Regions from separate parts of the Homo sapiens genome. Here region 1 is linked to region 2. A link is a contact called in ENCODE Hi-C or POLR2A ChIA-PET data. All regions are on one chromosome and are shown on one strand. Each heading gives the region's core, a stretch centred on a gene start or an enhancer-like site at or near the end of the contact. The rest is flanking DNA. Distances are from core to core; before and after follow the strand shown.

Evidence for each region. A loop is a pair of places that touch in the nucleus more often than their neighbours do. ChIA-PET counts read pairs that join two places held with the same protein, here RNA polymerase II (POLR2A). Pooled maps may share reads with other maps.
Region 1: a loop to region 2 is called in a pooled map of heart left ventricle, with 2.2 times the contacts of the local background. The contact joins two enhancer-like sites. A Hi-C loop is called at or near these places in 1 of 168 maps with a recorded cell type or tissue (endothelial cell of umbilical vein) and 5 of 50 pooled maps. POLR2A ChIA-PET finds 5 or more read pairs at or near these places in 1 of 52 experiments (naive thymus-derived CD8-positive, alpha-beta T cell).

The regions. Positions count from the first base shown.
Region 1 is chrX:13,156,500-13,164,015 of GRCh38, reverse strand. LOC105373134 (a long non-coding RNA gene) reads left to right here. Exons shown (of 3, transcript XR_001755798.2): 1 at 1-1,594; 2 at 6,077-6,275. Among named protein-coding and RNA genes, the nearest start is that of FAM9C, 120 kb to the right of the region's middle. Within about 2 kb of position 2,860, at least 13 of the 41 ENCODE cell types and tissues checked have a DNase peak (open chromatin) inside an H3K27ac peak, as active enhancers do.
Region 2 is chrX:13,023,851-13,031,219 of GRCh38, reverse strand. No RefSeq gene overlaps it. Among named protein-coding and RNA genes, the nearest start is that of FAM9C, 17 kb to the left of the region's middle. RefSeq lists an enhancer at 911-1,130. Within about 2 kb of position 1,724, at least 19 of the 41 ENCODE cell types and tissues checked have a DNase peak (open chromatin) inside an H3K27ac peak, as active enhancers do.

The sequences.
Region 1 (7,516 bases), core at 1,611-4,110, 130 kb before region 2:
AGAATGTGGTGTTTTTTCTTGGTTTAAAACAAACAGAAACAAAATCACACAGAACTAGAAGAGTTTGCACTAAACATATATTTTTAAATTTCTGCCTGCAAAATTATGTTCCACTGCCTCCTCTTTGCTCAGTTTCCCCCTTATATCCCTCCAGATGTAGCCTCTGGAGTTCCTTGAGTCTCTGAGAGATTGTTTCATAGGGCAGGATCAGAAATGACTTGTCAAGATCCCTGCAGAAGCATCTAGAAAGATGGGTAATTTATAATTAAAACAATAAGTAATGGCGGTTAACATCTTGCAAGGTGTTATATATTTAATTTTTTTTTTTAACAGTCTCTTTTTACATTCATGAACTCAGCCAGGAGTGGTAGAAAGATAGTTTGGATTGTGAGTCAAGGTGCCTTGAGTTCTAGTCCTAGTTTTTTCTCAACTATTACCTTCTAAAAGCACTTAAATTCTCTGTGCCTCCATTTTCCTATATATAGAAGGAAGTGGGAGGGTTTGATGGTTAGCGGGCCAGATGCTTGCTGAGATCATTTCCAGGTCAGCAACCGCACTGTATTATGAAGGTTTTGGTGGCCCCATATTGGATGGGCATTATTTCCATTAACTACCAGTGAACAGTGCATTTGCCATGGGTACACGCTTAGATGGAACCTGATAATATACTAATTTGGTGAGGTTGGGGGTTGGGAGGCAGGGGAATCCAAGGTCTGATTTCCCCCAAGCAAAGTCTGCTAATGTTGTTCCTCTATGCTGCTTCTAGTTTTTTTGGATAAGCTAAGTGAATAGGGGTGTGTGCATATAGATATGCAGGATAATTTATCACACACATACTTCATTGGGGAACTGGCACCAGTTGGTACTTCCTGAGCAGCTCCAGTCAGTGCTTTCAGAGAAGAAAAAAAACTAACTTGTGCAGATGCCTTTACATGTATTATTCCACCTAATTCTCACAGCATCCCTTCAGGGTAGATCCCCTGTTTTGTAGATGTACACACTAGGGTTCAGAGTGATTGAGTAACTTGTTCAAAATGTGAACACGGATCCATAGGACTCTAGGGCCAAAGTACATTTCAGAGGACTCCACTTTGACTCACTCTACTGAGGCAGAGGGAAAAGAAGAAAATAAGGGGAAGAGGAGCAGGTGAAGAAGTGGACTAAAGGAGTTTCCTCTGCATGGTGCTGTCGCAGAACTACTCTTACAGATAGTGCAGCGCAGGTGTGGGTCAACAAGCTCCTTTCCTATGCTCCTTTGCCACGTTCTATTGCCTTTCTTTTGGGATTATCAGGTTTCCCAGGGCTCCCAGGCTTTCCTATCCCTCCCACTAGCACCCCATCCTGATGAGCCATTACCAATATTTCATGTTCTAGAATCATCTCGTCTTCTGATTCCTGCAATAGAAGCTTCCTTTTCTCTATATGGTGGATTCAGCTAAGTGGAAAGCAATCTGACTGAGTGGATCTATATGAGAATGTGAATGCCTAAAAGGTTCTCATTATTAAGAAGGATGTTGATATGTGAAAATCTGACAAATGCCATTGCAAACAGAAACTGGGTGAAGAAAACAAAAATTCAGGCTGTTGGGAGAAGGTGAGATATTTGGGGACTGAGAAATGTCAGGAGCCAGTCAGTAGGAAGTGGAGTGGATGTTCCAGCTACAATTCCATGGCAACAGGGGGATCTGAAAAGGAATCTCAAAGGTCCCTAATAAGTAAGGGGTTCCTGTGTAGGAGAGCATCTGTGTATTAAAAATAAGGCTGATCCCAAGCTGAAACAAAAAACAAGCAAATTGTGATATTGTGATGTATATTTGGTCTTTGACCCTGTTTCCTGGCATACAAATCCTAAAATCCTTAGAAATTCCAAAGTGTTGTCTTTTTGTACCCTAATGAGTTGACTGATAGCAGGCAGCCCCTAGGCAGCTTCAGGATGGGGGTTTGTCACCCAGAAAGACTAACTTTTAGCACCACTCCCAACCTCCAGGGAAGGGAGAGGAGATGTTGAGTGTATCACCAATGGCCAATGGTTTGATCAATCACGCCTAAGTAATAAAGCCTCTAGAAAAACCCAAGAAGACAGGATTCAGAGAGCTTCCAGATAGCTGACCACGTAGAGGTTCCTGGAGGGTGGTGCCCAGGGAGGGTATCAAAGCTCTGCACCCCTTCCCTCATACCACGCCCTACACATCTCTTCATCTGTATCCTGTGTAACATCTTTTATAATACATGAGTAAACATAAGTGTTTTTCTGAGTTCTGTGAGCCACTCCAGCAAATTAATTGAACCCAAGAAAGGGGGATTGTGGGCAACCTGATTATAGCCAGTCGGTCAGAAGCACAAGAAAAATAACCTGCAGCTTTTAATTGGTATCAGAAGTGGGGGTGGGGGCAGTCTTGGGGACTGAGCCCTCAACCTGTGGGATCTGACACTCTCTGGGTAGAGAGTGTCAGAACTGAATTAGAGGACATGCAGCTGATCTGCTCCTTGATGTGTAGAGAAATGCCCCACCCCCCCACCCGCCACACACACACACACACACACACACACACACACACACACACACACATATTTGGTCACAGAAGTTTTCTGCATTGTTGTTGAGTGAGGAAAAGTAAAAGCGCTTGGAGTGTGTGTGTGTGTGTGTGTGTGTGTGTGTGTGTGTTTCCACGTTCAGACAAATGAAAGGTGGAGCAGTGGTGAGAGAGAGCAGACAGTCCATTGAATTTGGACCCACAAAGGCCCCCTGCAAGAGCTGCTGGTGTTTGCTCCCAAATTGCAGAGTACATGAAGACAATGTGTTTCCTGCTTTCCAGGGCATAGGTTAGTACTCATGGCCCTGGGCCTGGGCATTCAGCCACATCTGTTGGCCCTGCCACGTACTCAGGGGTGGGAGGGGAAAGCAACTTCTGGGAATGGCTTCCTGTTCCCTGCTCCTGGAGCTAAGTCCAAGAAAAGAAAAAGAAACCAATTTCACCTTTTCCTCTAAACGTCATTGTTATTGACACAACCGTCTGCAATGATCAATTAAGCAAATCTGAAGACTCAAATGCTTTTATGCTTCTTATTTAAAAGTTGCTTAGAATTTATTCCCTAATTCCAGATGAGTTACCAAAAGAGAACGTTTAAGTGACTTCTCCAAGATCACTGGACAAGGGGGTGGGTCCAACCCCTACATACGTAGCACATACAACTGGCCTGATTGGAGGGACCATCCAAGAATCTTCCTCCTCCATATTCTCACACAACTCTCTGCCCCTTTGCAAGTGCCTACACTTTCCAGAATTGAGAGTCATTCCTCAGTGTCTTGAGAGTCCCTTTATTCAAGTCCAAATCCTAGGGCAGGAATTGCACTTGAGCTTTTATCAACAATTTACCTAGTGGAACCTTCTGCCTCATACCTCTTTCTGAGACAGATGTCTGGAAGCCAGGCCTTCTGGGGATAAGGCAGGAATGGGATGCTTCACCCTATTGTGGGAGAAGAGAAGACTGGAGATGGGAATTTGCCAAAAACAAACCTTGTTAGGGGCCTGTGCTGCTTCCAGCTGGATAGCTATCCCACACTGCAGCTTTATTAATTAATCTTCCTCTTGGGAGTGTGTTTTAAGTACCAAGCAATAAAATAGTCTGGGAGTTGACATGTTTAATTAAATTGAGGTTTATTTCAACTTATTTACTATCTTCACTGATTCTTTTACCTATCTCTGGTCCCCAAACATAAGCAGCCCCAAGGACTGGCCCTGGCTCCTTTTTTCTATACACTGTTAATTTGGATCACTCTCACTCTTTCAGGTTTAAGAATCACAATTGGGAGGCCATACCTCCCAAGTTTGTCACTAATTCAGGAGCCAACAAACTTTCTCTGTAAAGGGCCAGATAGTAAATTTGTCAGGCTTTGCAGGCCATGCAATCTATTGCAACCACTCAACTCTCCTATTGCAGCATGAAATCAGCCAAAGACCATATGTCAATGAATGGGCATGGCTGTGTTCCAATAAACTTTATGAACATTGAGATTTCAATTTCATGTAATTTTCACTTGTCACAATATATTATTCTTTGGATTTTTTTTTTCCCAACCACTTGACAGTGTGAAAACTATTCTCTAGCTCATGGACCTTAGAAAAGCAGGCAGTCAACCTCTGTTCTGACCAATACCTTTCTCCAAGTTCCAGGCCTCCTGCTCTCAAAAATGCCCTCAGACTTGAAGTTTCTAATATGAAAATTGCTCTGTCTTTTACCCACCCCACAAAACAGCTGTTCTTCTTGACTTCTTTGTCTTAGGATACCAGAATTCTCCCAGAGTCCCAGCTGGAACTCCAAGGGTTTCCTTGGTTTCCACTTGTCATCCCTTATGCCAAACCAGTACCCCAATCCCATTGCTGACCCACATGCAATGCATCCAGCATCTGTCTCTCTCTCTCCTGTCCTCAAAGTTCTGTATATCCAAATTAATTTTCCTAAAGCAAGATTTTTATTAAAGAACACACTTCAAGGTCTCTACTGTTTCCTGCACACAGTAACCCAGCCTGCAGCACCCTGCACTTATATATATATGCAGTTTTCCCTTTGAGGGAGTTTTCTAGTTTCATCTTCCACTATTTTCCTACACAGATTTTCTGTGCAAACAAAAATGACTTGCCTTCAACAGGTGAAATTAACATGCTGGGGTCAGGCAGGGAGTTCCTACCTCTATGCCTTTCTTCTTGATCTTTTCTTCTGTGAAATCCTTTTCCTGCACCCCTGGACCTATCAAAAAGTTCATGACCAACCATACTGAGATACCACTTCACTTATACTAGGGTGGCTATCATAAAAAGACTGACAATAACAAGACTTGACAAGGATGTGGAGAAATTGGAACCCTCCTATGCTGTTAGTTGAAATGTAAAATAATACAGCTGCTTTGGAAAAACAATCTGGCAGTTCCTCAAAAGGTTAAACATAGAGTTACCATATGACCCAGCAATTCTACTCCTAGATATACACTAAAGCAAAATGAAAACATATGTCCACATAAAAACCTGTACACAAATATTAGTAGCATTATTCACAATAGCCAAAAAGTAAAAACATCCCAAATGTCTGACAACTGATGAATGGATAAACAAAATGTGGTCTATTTATACAATGAGATATTATTAGTACAAAAAATGGAGCTGGGCACGGTGGCTCACACTTGTAATCCCAGCACTTTGGGAGGCCGAGCTGGTCGGATCATGCGGTCAGGAGATGGAGACCATCCTGGCTAACATGGTGAAACCCCATCTCTACTAAAAATACAAAAAATTAGCTGTGTGTGATGGCACGCGCCTGTAATCCTAGCTACTCGGGAGGCTGAGGTAGGAGAATTGCTTGAACCCGGGAGGCAGAGGTTGCAGTGAGCCAAGATCATGCCACTGCACTCCAGCCTGGGCAACAGAGACTCTATCTCAAAGAAGAAGAAAAAGAAAAATGGAATGAAGTTTTGATACATGCTATAATATGGATGGACCTTGACACCATTATGCTAAGGAAAAGATGTCAGACACAAATCCCCACATGTCATATGATCCTATTACTATGAAATGTCCAGAACAGAAAAAACTATAGAACTTGAAAGTAGATTTGTGATGGGCTGGGGTGGGAGTGAGGGGTCAAGAGAAAATGGGAGTGACTGCTAATGAGTAGAAGGTTTATTTTAAGGTTGATGAACTATTTGAAAATTGATTGTGGTGATGTTTGCACAACCCTGTGAATACACTAAAAATCATTGAATTGCAACTTTAAGTGAATTGTATGGCATATGAATTAAAACTCAATATATATTTTTAAAAGGCTCGTGGCCAAACCAGATCATTGTAATTTGACCTTTAAAAATATTATTTTTATTTTGTAACTATCTGTTTTATTCACTTGACATTATATTTTACTTTGTAATTTTTTTCTGCCTATATTTTAATTTTCCAACTACACTGTAAACTCATACTTTCATATACGTGTGGGTGTATGTATATAAATATGCTTGTGTTTGTTGATTTAATTCAGGAGACAATTCTGAGTAGTCAAAATAAAGTACAATAATTTAAATTACTAGAGCTGAAGACTATAGGATGTCAACTGTGGATACAACTCACAAGCTACCATATTGATGTGACATGATGAAGTGGGAAGGAAAGCCATCTGGAGTTTCACTGGTGAATTGATACATCTTGCACTTAACATTGTGTATCCCCTGGACTTTGATCAAATGGACATGGGCTTTCTGATCTACTGCAGAGTGCCTGGAAATTCAGGTATTTAGTTATGCTTATTTTGCAGTTTCCGCATATATAATGGAGCCATGTATATTTTTAAAATTTATTTCTGACTTGAACAACTACTGATGAAGAACCTACTGTGTGCATGGCATTGGACTCAAAGATGATCTGAGTAAATTCAATAAGCAATAAATGACCATGCTAGTGTGGCTGTCAGCTTGCTGCATACTCAGCTTGTGGTACTCTACATTCCATTTGCTAACAGTTTTTCTAAATGCTTATATTTGGCACATGGGTTCTTTAAAAATATCAAAAAATACACTTGAAACTGTATATCATAGGTCTATATTCAACCATATTGAGTAGGTCAGCAAGAAATTAAGTATATGGAAACCAATACGATCCTGTTTGTGTTTAGCATTTTCTCTGGAGAGCATCCATGATCCATCCATGAATTATATCCAAGTAAATGTTGCCAACACAAGGGTTAAGTTACATTAATAGTAATCTAGGGCCCCAAGAGACTTTCTACCCAGGAATACTAGTCAGATTAAAGTGGCAGCAATATATTAAATTACTCTAAGGCTTGACTTTGGGGGAGTGCAGTCTAACACCATTTGTCTCTCAAGTGTCTCTATTTGAATTACCTAATTTTCAGTAGGTGAAATGAAAAGTCAAAGCTATAGGCAAAGCAGTACCCTTGAAAGGCCAGTTTTCCACAGATTGCTTTATACCCTCATTTTCAAGGTTACTAAGCCCACAGAGGGCCATCCAGGGCTCACCAAAGCTCACCAAAAGCCACAGTGTCCACCTACAAACATGGGACCATGGTTGTAGTTAGTAAAAAGCATCGTTGACTTGCTTGGAGTGTCCTCTCTTTGTATCTCCTCTGGGAACTCATAATAGTTGTGACCAAGGATTCAGAAATTGGAATCCTAGCCAATTGCACTGGCTTTGACTTAGAGACTCAGTTTCCTCTTTTTGCCATAACAAATTACCACATACTTAGTGGCTTACAACAGAATACATTTATTATCTTACAGTTCTGGAGGTCAAGCCTGAAATGGCTTTCACTAGGCTAAAATAAAGGTGTCAGCAGGTCTGGTTCCTTCTGGAGGCTCTAGGAGATAATCCATTTCCTTGCCCTTTTCAGTTTCTAAAGGCTGCTGGCATTTCTTGGTTTGTGGCCCCTTCCTCCATCTGCAAAGCATAACATCTTTCAATCCCCACTTCTTTCTTATAAGGACCCTTGTGATACATCAGGCCCACCACCAAGG
Region 2 (7,369 bases), core at 475-2,974:
GTAACTGAAGGAAATTGCAATCGTTAGGGGGGAAAATCCTTAAAGGCTTAAAATTCTACTAGGTGGTAACCACTGTTTATACACACATGCATTTCCCTCTTCATATTTGGGAAACTGATGGTCGTGTTTCCTTTTTAGGGTGGAAGAAAAAATTCTCCATTAAGAGAAGGGAAGGAAAATATAGGAAAAAGAACCATTCTTTGAAGGCACCTGTTGTCCAAATCATAAGGAAGAGCTTGTAGTTCTGAGTTGCACAAAGGTGCTTTAGTTGTTTTTCTGTAGGATACTAGAGGAGGTCAAATGTTATGTGATAGCTGTGTCCTCAGACCCAGTGTAGGAGATGGGTAAAAAATGTTGATTGGATAAATGTGTTACTTTGCTAGTTCATACCTCTCTGAACCTGTCTTGAAGCCGCTGTGGGGAAAATGTCTCCATCTTTTCTTTGTTCTGTCGCCATTCAATCTATTCATCTACTGCTTGAGAATGTTTTTGCAATAACAAATCTTTGAGGTTTGGAAACCAGCTGTGATTAGTTTAAGAACTCTTGGTCCCACCCAATTTCAGCCTGTGCTGGGGTGTCTATTTCCTTTGTAAATTAAGGCTGCCTCCCGCTCTGGGAGCTGACTGGTTGTGCCCTGTGTTTCACTGGAGCCCCTGTCTGTTCTTTGGCTCACCTTCCCCCGCCCTTCCTTATTTGTAAAGCCCTGAAGGAGGCAAGTTTCCTTTGAATGTCATTAACACTTTGTAATTAGCTAGGAAGCCAAGGAGAATACCAAATGTCCCTTTCCCACCATGGGGCAAACTGTTTTGTTTTCTCTTCTGAACCCCAAGCAGGAACTGGCTAAGATATGATGGCCCCTCTACACGAAGAGTGACTGATTTCATTGGGAAGTGAAATTTGCATGACACCATCAGAAGCTCTTGACCCGTCAGACTCAGAACTCAGCAAGCTTTTCTTTCCCATTAATCCATGGTTAATGCCTTTGTGCTGCATAGTTTATTCAGTCCACAGCTCCCTCCTCAAACATAAACCACTAAAGGACCATGGATTCACAGGAATGACAATAAGACTACTGAGAGGCAGAGAGCGGAAAGCCCCGGGGCTTTGGTGTCAGGCAGACCCAGGTTCAGGAGGAAGCAGGGATAACATATACTTTTTTTTTTAAGTCAGGTTGTGAGGTATAATTTACATATAGTAAATTTCCCCCTAAGGCGTGGCATTTGGAATTGCACTTCTTTATAATCCATGGAGGAAATTGCACTGAGTTCAGAGCCAGGAAACATGGATCTTGCTCCCATCCCCCCAGCCATTGTCAATGAATAGTTCTGAACTCTGCATCATCTGTAAAATATGTGAGTTGAACTAGGTGACAGTGAGGTCCCCTCTGCATTATAAGAAGTCTGTTGTTTTATATTTTAAATGAATGAAACAAACAAAATAACTTGTCTTCCCAAAAGATATTCAAGAATCTCATGATTGAAGTTCACTGTTGAAATAACTTAAGTTTCTTGTACAGTTCAGACTTTTATTTTTACAGTTGCTGCTGGAAGAATTTCTAAGCATGTTGGGATAAACAGTTCCCACCCGCTGATCCTAAACTAACCAGTGTCCCTTGCTCCCCACCCCGGGTCACCCTAGTCCTCCAGTCGGCTGAGGCAGTGGGAACAGGAAATCAAGTCTCTCAGAAAGTTCAGGCTGCCTTGAATGGCTGCCAGATCACCCTGGAGGAGAAGCTCCGGAGGCAGGCGGGGAAGCCTCCCCTCCTCTGGTTACAGAAACTCTCTCCTTACACTCCTCTCTTAAATCTACCTAAACTTAAATGCAAAAACATTTCTGCAGAGAAGAAAGTGCCCAACATTCTCTGGTTATGGATTGGGGGCCCTGTTTTATCAGTTTTTGAGCAAGGTATTTTGGCTTGATTGAACTTTCAGATTGCTCTAGCCTTGTCTCTCCTCCCCCAAACCAAACAAATGAGTGCTTGGAATGAGTGAAGCACATACATTCCTGGATCCAGATTGATATCTGGAACTGGAATGTGACATTTACCAGTGTAATGTGCTGAGATTTAAGTTTGTGGAGAGTATTCTTCCCAGGTAAACCTCTGTGGCCTCACTCCTGCAGTTGGGGGAGAAGAATGTGGCAGCCACTTTCTGGCCTTTCTCCTGCAGGTGAGCACAAAAGCTTAAGACATACACACCTGCAGGGGATGTAGGGGAGTGTTCAGTGGAAGGATGACCTCATTCCCTAATACCTGACCATTCATGGCAGCCTCCGTTTCTTTGAAGTCCTGTTGGAAGTTGATTTCCATGGGGCTTTTATAAGTGTGACTGAGAAAACCATGCCAAAGTCTACACTCAGTCCAATTTGCAGGAGCTGTTTGGAATCCGGGCTGCATTGTTAGGATGATGCCTGTTGGCTCTTCAGCCTGTTCTATTATGTCTAAATCACATGTGTTGGCTTCTAACATACTAATAATTTTTGCTTTTATTGTGTTTGCCACATGTCTCCTCTCATTAGAATGTGAGGGATGCATGTCTCTTTTCTTTATTATTGTATCCCCAGTGCCTAGCACCGTGCCTGGGACCTAGTAAGGGCTTAATTGATATTTGCTGAATGACTTAATGAACAAATGAATGAATGACCCCCAATAGAATCCTCTCGAAGAGATGTTCATTTTTGAACCAAATCCTTGAATAAATTCATATAAATATTTAGTGAGTCTATGATGTGAGTTAAACAAAAAGTACAGAATAAAGAAATAGGATAAGAATGTGTCAACTGACTAATCTCTCCAGGGAAGTAATAACTGAGCACCAAAAAATAAGCTACATGAAACACCACTACTCAGGAATAAAAATAAATGAAATATTGACACTTAAGACAACATGATGACTCTTAAAATTATTATGCTGCATGAAAGAGGCTAGACTCAAAAGATCTGCTGGGTGATTTCATTTATATAAAATTGAGTCTATAAAATATAATCTATAGTCACAGAAAGTAGATCAGTAGTTGCCCGGGTACTGGGAGCGGAGAGGGAGGGATTACCAAGAGGCATGAGGAAGTTTTAGGGATGATAGATAAGTTGATCATCCTGATTGTGGCGACAGTTTTACAGATGTGTGTATACATCAAAACTCACCATATTGCACATTTTAAACAGGTGCAGTTTATTGTTTGTCAGTGATGCCTCAATAAAGCTGAAGACTGCAAAAACAGTACATTTTAATGCATCAATCAAGAACTACCCTTTGAGTGCCCAACAGGCAGTCAAACTATTTTGATTCTCGCTTTCCTTTTCTGTACCTCATCAGTATCTCAGCAGAATTAATTAAGTAGGCACTCAATGAACTGGTGTTATGAAGTGCATTTATGCTTGTTGTGATACATCTTAAGTTTTTATTTCAGAAGCAAAAGTACCATCACCATGATCCATAGACCTTTTGCGTTATAACCAACTTCTCTATCTCTATTTTCCCTAGGATAATTGCTTTGCATTGTTTTATTATTTATTCTACAAGCATTTATTGTACTTTATGTTTATGAATTATTTTTCAATTTCCTCTGATCTCTTTCAAATTCTGATACTGTCTTGCAAGATGCTAAGTACTCAACTCCCACCCTTCCAACTCCTATCCTCTTCTCTTAATAAGCTTAATATCTAGCAAGCAGGTTTTCTCTCCCAACATATAAGTCACTGGTAAAATGATGAAGAACACCAGACCCATGAAGGAAGATGAGGGGGAATTTCCAAGGCTGTTTACTAAGAAAGCAAACCTCTGTCATTGAGATCCTGTAGGTTTGCCCCAAGTAGGGGTTACAATCTAAAAAGAGTGTCAGTTTCCACTGGCTTTCCTCTTGTTTTCCACCTAACTAATGAACTCGCTTCAGCTCAGGGTGAAGGGATATACCAGAAGCAGGACGAAGTGCTTAAAGTGAGAAGATACATGAAATGTTAATCTTCGCTTGACATAAACCCATCTCATTTTTCTACTTGGCATTCTGTGTAGGCTTCACCTTTTCTCCAGATGGTGCAGTCAATTGTGTTTGGGCCATTCTCACATGCATTGTGGTTTCCTAGTTCACACTCGTGGTTGTTTCATGACCTGATATGCCAGTGAACTATCTTCCTTTTAAGATATAGTTGGGCCACATTTTCATTGCCCCTACATCCTTACTTTTTAAATATTGTATGTGAAATCATCTCCCTCTAGTGAGCCTAGCGAAGCCATGACTATTTAAGGAGACAGCATAAGCTCTACACTATAGAGTCGTAGGTTTGAGTCCCGGCCTTGAAATCTTCTAGACGTCAGGATTGCTGATGATCTCACAGCCAGTTTTTCTATCTGCAAATCAGGGCTGATAATACCAACCTGCATTTCTTAAAACGTAGAATTTTATTGATGCTAACTCATATTTTTTATCTTATTTTTAAAATGAATGTCTTTCCTGTGGACCAACCCATATTTTATACAAACATCAAGAATAAGCCATGTCCAATGCTGAGGAATGGCTGAGCAGAGGGTTCCACTCAGTCTCACTGGTAGAATGAGTTTAGTTGCTTGCCTTTGGGAAGATCCTAACTTCTTAATTTCAGCGGTAGTTTTATTTGTGCTTTTGGTTTTGGGTTTTTCTTTCTTTCTTTCCTCTTCCACTTGGATGTGTTACCAAGCCTAAAGGGTCTTGTTGGAGAGAGAAGTAAATCTCAGATGTTGTACTGCTATTGATCTAATTACACAGAAGAACTCTGGGGTCTGTTAGGCATTTTATTAATTGTATTTAATCTAAGACAATGGGGAAGTCTGGTGGTTTCCTTGGAAATACCCAAGTTCAGATATTTAGGTCATTGATTTTCTGCAGCTTTCTTACAGGAAATTAAACATGTGTCCAAGTGATTGAAGTCATGTATTCAAGTCAGCTTTTGCATCCCTCCAATCACTAACTAATAACCTAACTGGTACTTTATGGTTGTCAACCACTAACTAATAACCTAACTAGAACTTTATGATTGTAAGTACTGCAGTCCAGGTTGAATTGGCTTTGTAGATAAAATGGCTTTCTATGTTTATTCCTACAAAGATCTTTCTCTCTCTCTCTCTCTCTCTCTCTCTCTCTCTCTCTCTCATATTTTTATAGAATGGTGTACAACTATGATCTGCTGAAGATAGCAAGAGTGACTCTTATTATCTCCTGTACTATGATCTGTGCATCTTTTCATTGTTGAGAAGAAAATTCTTAAGCCACAGTGAGAGGGTGGAACAAGCTCCATTTCCTGACAATCCATACTCTCTCCTAATTGTGGCTAGACAAGGGACAGAGAAGACCACTTTTTATTCTGGTTACCAGACCCACTCCCAGCACCCATGATGTCATGCCAATCAAGTTTTATTTTTACACATACACACATACACATATGAACATACAGAGTTCTAAATTATTTTCAAACACCAATCAACCTTCATAAATGACCACCCACATAGGAGTTCAGAAAGTCTTCTTTTGCAACAGAAAGAAGATCACCCACTAGTGGACGTGACAGCAGGTTGAGATCAGAAGGAATGGAAAACTCATTAGCTGCCTATTGAATTCAAAGGAAAACAGGTACTTCCCTCTGATGTACATGCATAGGAGATCAGTTAGTTCCGTTTCATGTGTAAACACCAACTGGCTGTGCTCATGGTAAGACTGGAAACAGGCACAGGCCATCCTCCTGTTCTCCCCTGGAGGGGGAGGAAAAGAGAACAATTTGGATGAAATGTGGAAAGAGTGAAGGGAGGAGAAAAAAGGAAAGACTGACAATGAGTGTACTGGAAGGGACATGATAGGTCCCTTAAGAGAATGCCCTATATTAAGGATATGGGGTGTGAAACAGGAAAACTGCTGGCGTGGTAAACAGCTGGCTAAGCCCCCTGAACCGGGTGGATATATTTGCTTTTGTCTAGTTGTCCAGCACTGCTCAGTGAATCATAGGGACCTCCAGGGCATTGTAAACTGTTTCCTATCATGCAGGGTGTTCACACCTTCCCTTCATATGGGACCTGCAGGCCCATTCTTTATCAGCTATGGGGAAAGGAAGTTGTTTGTCATGACTTCAGATATACTCCAGACTTCTCTTTCCTCTGAAGTTCTGCAATTCCAAGATTCCAGATAGGTTGTGGCATGGAAACCAGCATGAAGGAGCCCACAGAACTACCAGGAAGGAGAATAGGGAGGAGTCGTTGGGAAGAGACAAATGGTACCGGGGCTGGTTGAGGCTCTGTCTACACAACAAAATAATTGGCTAAAAAGGGAAAGACGCGCCAGGCGCGGTGGCTCATGCCTGTAATCCCAGCACTTTGGGAGGCGGGCGGATCACAAGGTCAGGAGATCGAGACCGTCCTGGCTAACACAGTGAAACCCCGTCTCTACTAAAAATACAAAAATTAGCCGGGCGTGGCGGCGTGTGCCTGTAGTCCCAGCTGCTGAGGAGGCTGAGGCAGGAGAATGGCGTGAACCCGGGAGGCGGAGCTTGCAGTGAGCCGAGATTGCGCTACTGTACTCCAGCCTGGGCGAAAGAGCGAGACTCCGTCTCAAAAAAAATAATAATAATAATAAAAATAAAAAAATAAAAAAGTGAAAATAAAAAGGGAAAGACTCATTCAGTTAAAAGCCTATTATTGTGTTTACTTGACACCAAATCCCTGCTTTGACTGACTTCCCTTCCCTTCCGCTGAGCTGTTATTGGACTGAATTGATCCATTGTGGCTTCAGCATAGAAAAAGCTTCAAAGCAGAATTTGTGTAGGGAGTCAAGTCATGGAAATGTGATGCCCAAAATAATATGGTATCAGGAGATGAGTGAGAATTGGAACAGTTTATGGAAGGTCGAAAGCAAAACTGAAAATAGGAGTCTTAACTCCAGGGCTGGTTCCCCGGTCTCAGTTTAGTACATCCTGATCATGTCCAGGTTAAAGTGCAGATTGGCCTCATAATTTTAGAATCCTTGAAAGCTGGCAAGTCCTGTTCCAAGGAATTATCCGTTTCAGGTAAACAAGCTGTTATTCTCCCAGGGATATTTCCTTTCAAATTACTCTTATCTTTTCCCTTGGCCAAAGGGCAGGACAGCAGTAACACTAAAGCAAAGCAACACAAGAGCATGGAATCAGCAGCCCAGGCCTTCTCTCAGTGCCCTTGGTGCACTCAGTACCCACGGCTCTTCAGTCCCTGCCCTCCCTTGCTAATCCATCATCTCCACCTGTTCCTGGACTGGGTCTCCCTGTCTATGTTTTTGGTGTAGGGCCTCTTTCCTAATCCTGCTAGAAGAGTGATAGTTCTAAAATGATCATAATAGTCACACTATGCTATTATTATTATGAATCATCAGAGCCCT